2 separate regions of the Homo sapiens genome follow, and region 1 is linked to region 2. Evidence: chromatin contacts called from ENCODE Hi-C or POLR2A ChIA-PET data. All regions are on one chromosome and are shown on one strand. The core of a region is the stretch at or near the end of the contact, and the rest is flanking DNA. Distances in the headings are between cores, read along the strand shown.

Region 1 (4,421 bases), core at 1,109-3,608, 160 kb after region 2:
AAAAATACAAAAAAAAATTAGCTGGGTGGGGTCGTGCATGCCTGTAATCCCAGCTACTTGGGAGGCTGAGGAATGAGAATTGCTTGAACCTGGGAGGCAGAGGTTGCAGTGAGCCAAGATTGCGCCACTGCACTCCAGCCTGGGTGACAGAGCAAGACTGTCTCAAAAAATAAAATGAAACAAAACAAAATACAATCAAGGCCGTGAACTTCAAGTCTCTGTACAAAGTAAAAACAGTCAACACACATTTCTACCATTTATGAAAGATGAGTACAAGGCAATTACTGATTTTAGGTTACAGGAGAGAAGATTCCAGAGCACCTATAGGATCCCTCCGGGTAACTTCTGGTTGGTGGCCACGTGGTCAAGTTTGAGAACCACAGTCATTTCCAATTTTCGTCAGTCTAAAATTTCTGTCTGGATAGACAAACTCTCTATTTTCAGAGTACAGAAACAAAGAGGGAGGATAGGCATTTCCATATGGATTTGCATTATTTAATTTTCCATATATTTATTAGTCACTTAGCCTTAGTTCCACAAACTGCTTGTGCATTATATGACAAAATGCGAAAGAAATGTTTCATGCAGACAGAATCTTAGGTTCAAAACGATCCACGGATTCAATTATGGTTCTATGATTCTGAAGGGATCTAAATCTACTCAGTAGGAATGATTACACTGCCAAATACTTTTGTATTATTTCAGCTTCTACCTAACATTTCATTGTGTTGAGATTTGGGGAGTATAACTCAAAAACCATATGACACATGGATTAGAAAAATAATTATCTCTAGGCTTCTGACATTAGTATAAGAAAACCCTAAGAGTATAGTCAGTTATTTCATATTATCTGTACTAATGTTCTACTTCATCAGTATTGGTAACTGTGAGGTGAAAAACAGATGCAGTAGAAAAGGTAGTGGTAAGATTGCAGGTACTAGAACCAGACTTTCTGGGTTTGAATACAAGATCCATATTTTTTAACTGTGGACCTGGGGAAAGTAACTTCACCTCTCAAACAATCTACCTTATTGAGGGGCTGGGTTTAAGATTAGATGACATAATGTGTGCAAAGTGCCCAGACTTGTGCCTGGTACACAGTAAGCACTCATTTATAAATGCTGTCTATTGATCTTATTGACCAGTGTTCATAAATGAGAGATAAGATCTTATCAAAAATAAGACATTATTGAAATAAGATATACAGAAGTATGACAGGCAGAAGAAACCACCCTCCTCTTCAGTGGCAAACCTATGTCCTTTATATATATATATGCAACTTATGAGAAAATATGAATTTATATCTTTGTCTAGATTACCTTCTCTAGTGCCATGCCTTGAGAAGTGTTCATGAAGCATTTTTTAACCTGGCCTAGCCCAATTCATACATACAAGTATAAAAAATGTAATGGATAGATGGCCGGTGTCTCTTGCTTGTAATCTCAGCACTTTGGGAGGCTGAGGTGGGCAGATCACCTGAGGTTGGGAGTTTGAGACCAGCATGACCAACATGGAGAAACCCCATCTCTACTAAAAATACAAAACTAGCAGGGCGTGGTGGCGCATGCCTGCAATCCCAGCTACTCGGGAGGCTGAGGCAGGAGAATCACTTGAACCCAGGAGGCGGAGGTTGCGGTGAGCCGAGATTGCACTGTTGCACTCCAGCCTGGGCAACAAGAACGAGACTCCATCTCAAAAAAAAAAAAAAAAAAAAAAAAAGTAACAGATAGTAAGAAAGTTGTCAAATTTTTTTCTATTAGGAGGAAAATGATAATTGCTCAGTTATAACAATTTATTCCTAAAATAAAATACAATTATTAAAGCTACTAAACTATTAAAATAAATTAAATAATTAAAATAATCAAATTAGTTTTCTTACTAGAATGTATTAAAAGAAGAACAATAACAATAAACCCAAATGATTGTTTCAATTGTTTCATTAAATCAATGGTCATTGACTAATAAACTGAGATGTCAGTGATTCGGTAGATTTTTTTTTTTTTTTTTTTGACACAGTCTTCACTCTTGTCACCCAGGCTGGAGAGCACTGGTGCAATCTTGGCTCACTGCAACCTCCACTTCACAGGTTCAAGCAATTCTCCTGCCTCAGCCTCCCGAGTAGTTGGAATTATAGGCATGTGCTACCACGCCCGGCTAATTTTTGTATTTTTGGTAGAGATGGGGTTTCGCCATGTTCTCCAGGCTGGTCTCGAACTCCTGACCTCAGGTGATCTGCCCACCTCGGCCTTAAAAAGTGCTGGCATTACAGGTGTGAGTCACTGCGTCTGGCCTCCAGTGGATCTCTTAAGCAACTGGTGCCACTGTGCCACTTCCTCCAGAACTTGCCAAGATTCACAGTGTGGAATGGAAACTAGCTGGCATAGTGCCACCCAACTAACTCTGTTCATGTAGATTGTTGCCATGCCCTGCTTCGAGGGACATAAACAACAGATTCCCCAACAGAAAGCTGGAAATCCCTCGATTTTAAATACATTTACCTATATTTTGCAATGACTAGGATGCTAAGGTATTTTTTTAAAAAAGAAAACTTACAATGCATTTGTCAAAGTTCCTTTTGACAGTCACCAAAACATTTCCCAATGTAGTACTTAGGAAAGAAGCAGGGTCCACATTTTGTGCAGTCCACACATGATGACTCATTTTGACTAACATATAAAGAGAGTTAAAGCTATCAATTTTGTCTCCTAATGCAATTAGGTTGTTCAGCTCTGGCTCAATGCAGCGAAATATTTTAATCATCATTTGGCGGATCATATCTTTCCTGTTCAGAAAACAGACAAGAAGTATAAAGTTATAACAAGCTTCAGGTGAATTCACCGTTAACTTTAATCCACTGGGTATATACAAAAGGACAAAAATACCATAATTAAATTTCAATTAAAAATGTCTAAATAGCCAGGCGTGGTGGCTCACGCCTGTAATCCCAGCACTTTGAGAGGCCAAGGTGTGCAGGTCACCTGAGGTCAGGAGTTCAAGACCAGCTTGGCCAACATGGTAAAACCCTGTCTCTACCAAAAGTACAAAAATTAGCCAGACGTGGTGGTGCATGTCTGTAATCCCAGCTACTTGGGAGGCTGAGTCAGGAGAATCGCTTGAACCCGGGAGGTGAAGTGCAGTTGCAGTGAGCTGAGATGGCGCCATTGCATTCCAGCCTGGGCAGCAGAGGGAGACTCCATCTCAGAAAACAACAACAACAAAAAACAAATAAAAATGTCTAAATATGATTATAGTAGTTTTTGATATAAAAATATTTTACTGATGTTGGGTTTTATCATTTGAATTAGTTTTAATTTGTAAAGCTGGGTCATGAAATGTGCTTTGTGATTTCTAAGAAATACACTACAATTCAAAGGCTTCCCCCTACCAGCAAACAACAGACTGACTTCATCTTCTGTAAGTCCTGGAGCAAGGAAGAGTTGAAGAGCCATAAAATAGGCCCTATTTTAAATCAGTAAAACGTTTGATAAGACAATGGACACACATGCTGGTACTGTGAGTGCTGTCAGGCTACTGAGAAACATCTAGACCCCTCAATGAGCAGCACTCCACATTTTAAAGTTTATTTTTTCCAAAATAAACAATGATAGTAACAAAGACATACTCAGATGAAACAGGCAGTGGTGTGCCACAATTATGTTGCCGTGATAATGTTCCTCCATCCAGGTCCTCTGCTTCAGCCTGCAAAAATTATTCAGGCACTTTACATAATAAAAGACCAACAATTTGACTAGTATTGATATAGCAAAAGCCTGCTCAGTCTTAAAATTCCTAGGAAAGAATACATTATGAAAAATATTTTTAAAGGTAGCATTATGATAAAGCTAGCTATATAATTTAGTATGCTATTTAAGAATGTTCATGAGATACTCTTCTTAGGTTTTATCCAAGAACTTTTGTGGGGTGAGAAGTTGTATTTGTGTGTGCACCTGAGGGGAAGTAGGGAGGTACAGGAAGCTGAACGCAAGGTGTGGGAGTGGGGGCAGCTTGACAACAACCACCACAAAAATAGAAAACGTCCAAACACAACTTTCAAAAGAGAATTTAAAAAATTAAGGAAATCTCATCAATTATTCTAATAGAACTTCAGCATTAAAAAAATGCTATAAAAAATTCTTACAGAGGCCAACAAATAAACAAATTTGCCACCATTACTACCATAACAATGAACACTCTAAACCATTTATCATAATCCATTTCTCATTTATTTTATGACTGCTTTTATAAGTTGGTTGTCTGTGGCATACAATTTTGAGATGATAATTTAAAAAACACTTTATTTGCACTGTTTTTAAGTTCTTCAAAATACTCAAGAAACTCTCTCATCTTATTCTCTTATATGTATGCTACCAGAAAGGCATGCTGAATAGGCACTATGATATCTACTTTACAGAAGAGGAAAG
Region 2 (4,037 bases), core at 705-3,204:
AACACAGCTTCCTCATCTAGCGATAATAATAACTTACATTTATTATAGTGCTTTGTAGTTTATGAAGAACTATGAACTATTACCAAGAGCTAGCTTTTGTTTCTCACACCAATTGCCTATTGTCAAGTTGGTGTTAGCTTCCTCCTCCAAATTCAGTGGTCGGTAAGTACTGCTAAGTCTTTAGAGTGAAAGTTTCTCAATGTGTTAGAGATGACTGTAAAATTAAGCTTTTGAATACAATGCATTTTAAATAATCAACAGTGGAAAGGGCGATCCAGTAACATGATTTTTTCCCTGCCCACTTCTGAGTTGAAGTGATCTGTAATGCAACCATATTATATTTTTCAAAATGTTTCTTTTTCAAAGCTGCCTTTGAAATTTTTTTTCATATAGGCAATTTTCTCTTGAATATACTGAACAAGGATTCCCTTTTCCCAAAGGATAAAGGAGACAGTAGTGAAGGAGTCTTCTCTTTGTTGACTTTTTAAAAATTACTCAAAACTGACTGTTTTATTCAGATTCCTGAGTCACAAACAATGCCAAAGAACTGTGAGCCATTTTTTATATAATTCCACAATTACTATAGGTGATTTTTAAAGGAAACATTGATTTAACTCACAACTTAATGAATCAAAAATTTGCCACAGGATATTTACTAAGAATCTTTTTCTAAAACTGCCTTATCCTTTGTATTCTAACCACTCCCTCTCCACCACCACCACTTACCACCCCCAATACACACACACACACACACACACACACACACACACACACACACTCCCTCACCTACACCAGATCAGTTTCCCAGCCATTATTCCTAAAACCATATTAAAATTTCACAACACATGGTCGTACTTACTAGGTTTTCTTCCCCCTCCCCCTCCACTGAATCAATGTGTCTTGAAATATATATTCTCTTAAAATTCAGAATTCAGAAAATGATTACGATGTCTCTAACTCAAGAACACATATTATAAAATTCAAAGTCGGCTTCTGTTTACTGATAATCATGAAAAAAAAAAAGCCATACCCCACCCACCGTATCCGTAGGGTTAGGAGGTCCAATCTCGCCACTACAGAGCTCTGCAAGAAAGGACGGTTATAGTGCCAGGAAAACCATCGCAACAAGCCCCGGGCGAAGATAAAGAAAACAGATTTTACACCACGGGCAGCGCGCAGTCTCCTGGCCCCGGCCCTTGGTAAACAGGGGAAACCTTTGTCTTGCCTCAGCTATCAAACTGGTGGCTCATCAGAATTGGGGCAACAAGAGTTTGTGCGAAACGGTCTGGCAGAGGTTAAACAAAGCAATGCAGCTCCGGGGGCGGTGGGGAGAGGGCTGAGCCCGGACGGCGTCCGCGATCCCGGACGGTGAGGTCTGGTTCTGGCCCTTGCCGCGGTCGGGACCGAGCCAGGGACCTGGGGACAGGATGGCGAGGCGCGGGAAGAGGAGAAGGCAGGCGAGGTCCCATATTCTCCGCAAGTTCCCGGGGTGCAGCCCGGCGGCAGGTTCCCCTGCGGGGATCCAAAGCGCGCAAGCCGCGCGCAGGTTCCTCCGGGAGGGTCCGCGCCTCCCACATGGGGACACCGCCCCGAAGCCCACCGCCCGCCGCGCCGAGCCCACGCCCCCGGGGCCAGGTCCCCTGGAGTCCCGGGGCGCTGCGGGGGCCCGGCCCGGAGGGGCGCGAGTGGAGGAGAGAAGCCCGCCCCTGTCCCCATTGTCTGGCTCCGGCCGCGGGCCGAGCAGGCGCTCACCTGAGGTCCCCGCCTGGCGCTCCGGCTGGCAGAGCGGCTGGCCGGCGACCGGCGGTCCCGGGCGGGCGGCGGACTCGGCGGCACTGCGCGCGGCAGCCTCCGCATCAGCAGCCGCCGCGGCAGCAGCACCAGCAGCGCACCCGCCTCTCAGTCGGCCGTGGCCTCCATTGCTCTCCCCACTGCCGCCACCGCGCGGCACTGCGCGCCCGGCCCCGCGCGGCGTGGTCACATGCTCCGCCGGCGCCTCGGGCGCTCGGACCCGCGCCGCCGCCCCGCCCGGCTTCGCCCAGGGACAGCTGAGCGTGAGGCGCCGGCTTCCTTCTCGCGCCCTCCGGGAGTGGCGCACACCAGATGGCTCCCCTCCCCAGGGGTGCCCAGAAACCAGGAGCGGGCCCCAAGGAGGGGCGTGGGGTTGACCAGTGCCCTCCCGGCTTCTGCAAAGCCTGACTCGAGGGAGTGCTGAACTCGTGGGGTCTGAGGTTACAGTGGTGGGCTCACAGCGAGGCTCATCCTGCGTGTGGCGAGAACATTGGACCATCAGTCACCACCCCACAGGTTGCAAATTCGGTCCCTGTTACCCGCAGCAGTCTCTCTAATAGGAGATACCGGGAGCCCAGGAGAAGTTTCGCCCTGCAGAGTCCCAACCACAATAAATGGCACTGGGACTCCTGAGAGTTGAGTAAGTTGGAAAATGCCACCTAGAAATAGAAAGGCTAGAAATTGCATTGCTGAGTCCCTGTACATCCGAACGGAGTGACATTGACAATGTGCATTATTGTCCCCAGCCATAATGAAATTAAATATTGATTTTGATGCTTTAAGGAAAATGACTTCTCCTTTTGTGGGCTAACGAAGAAAACAAGACTTTTCCTTCATACTTTTTGTTGTGACTATGCCAGTGCAACTACTGGAAATCAGTTTCTGGTGATCTTTTTAGTTTACTATGTATGCAAGGATGCTAAAAATAATTGAATATCATTATTAAACAGGAAATTTTAAAGCAAAATGACTAGACAAAAGATGCAAAATACGAAAGATAGCCCTAAATTATACCCAGTATTGAGCCAGATGTCCCAAATGCCAAAAATAGGACTAGTAATTTCTTTTCTTTTTTTTTTTTTTTTTTTTTTGAGACGGAGTTTCTTGTTGCCCAGGCTGGAGTGCAGTGGCGCGATCTCAGCTCACTGCAACCTCCAACTCCCGGGTTCAGGCGATTTTCTTGCCACAGTCTCCCTCTGAGTAGCTGGGATTACAGGCGCCCGCCACCACACCCAGCTAATTTTTGTTTTTATTTTTAGTAGAGACGAGGTTTCACCTTATTGGCCAAGGACTAGTAATTTCACTGCATGACTTAAAGGAGCAACCTTGAGACTGGGAGAATCTAGTGCATGTTACCTTATCCAACTGGTTTATTCTAGATAAACATTTAAGTTAAATATCAGTATAATATATGGCTTTGTATTTTCGTGAATATAGATACTTAGTTCAGTGTGCACATATCCTAAACTATGTCTGCTTTATTCCAAATTAGAATAATGCAGAGTTTTAGAAAGGGTTGAGCAAATTTCTTTTGATTTGAGTTTAGTAGCGTTAGAAGTTCCCAGAAGCCGGCCGGGCGCGGTGGCTCATGCCTGTAATCCCAGCACTTTGGGAGGCCGAGGCAGGCGGATCACCTGAGATCGGGAGTTCAAGAACAGCCTGGCCAACTTGGCGAAACCCCGTCTCTACTAAAAATACAAAAATTAGCCAGGCGTAGTGGCGCATCCCTGTAATCCCAGCTACTCGGGAAGCTGAGGCAGGAGAATCGCTTGAACCCGGGACGCGGAGGTTGCAGTGAGCTGAGATTGCGCCATTGCACTCCAGCCTGGACAACAAGAGAGAAACTCCATCTCAAAAAAAAAAAAAAAAAGAAGTTCCCAGAAGCCAAAAATCAAATCTATGCAGAACATATAGCTGAGATCTTGTTCTTGATATATATTATAGTCTTGCCAACTACATGAAAACACAAACAAATGTCCATATAAAAATTCAAATGTTCATAAGTCAAACGTAGGTCTACTATCTTTTCACTTTGTAGGACAAGGCACCCCAATTCATATACACCCAAAAAATATCGCCGGAGTTCTGGAGAAATGATGCTCATATTGGACCATTCTAACAACTAGACTTAGTGTCTCATGGGCCTCAGAAATCGGAATCCATCAGGCACCACTTTTGACAGGTGCTGTTTTTTTCCCTCACTTTTCAAATACATTGGTTCATAGCAACTATATCCAGGGCTATAA

Evidence for each region. Hi-C counts contacts between places; a loop is a spot of excess contacts on that map. ChIA-PET counts read pairs that join two places held with the same protein, here RNA polymerase II (POLR2A). Pooled maps may share reads with other maps.
Region 1: a pooled map shows a loop between it and region 2 (5-fold over the local background). The contact joins the enhancer-like site here to the promoter of CRACD in region 2. A Hi-C loop is called at or near these places in 1 of 37 single-sample maps with no recorded cell type and 9 of 50 pooled maps. POLR2A ChIA-PET finds 5 or more read pairs at or near these places in 2 of 52 experiments (GM10248 and HEK293T).

What each region holds. Positions count from the first base shown.
Region 1 is chr4:55,891,913-55,896,333 of GRCh38, reverse strand. EXOC1 (exocyst complex component 1) reads right to left here. Exons shown (of 19, transcript NM_001024924.2): 14 at 3,623-3,699; 15 at 2,554-2,782. All of the region lies in intron 4 of EXOC1-AS1 (EXOC1 antisense RNA 1), which reads left to right. Among named protein-coding and RNA genes, the nearest start is that of EXOC1, 40 kb to the right of the region's middle. Within about 2 kb of position 2,358, at least 5 of the 41 ENCODE cell types and tissues checked have a DNase peak (open chromatin) inside an H3K27ac peak, as active enhancers do.
Region 2 is chr4:56,047,015-56,051,051 of GRCh38, reverse strand. It overlaps CRACD (capping protein inhibiting regulator of actin dynamics), which reads right to left and starts at 1,954. Exons shown (of 11, transcript NM_001393381.1): 1 at 1,753-1,954. RefSeq lists an enhancer at 1,383-2,058 and a silencer at 1,589-2,228.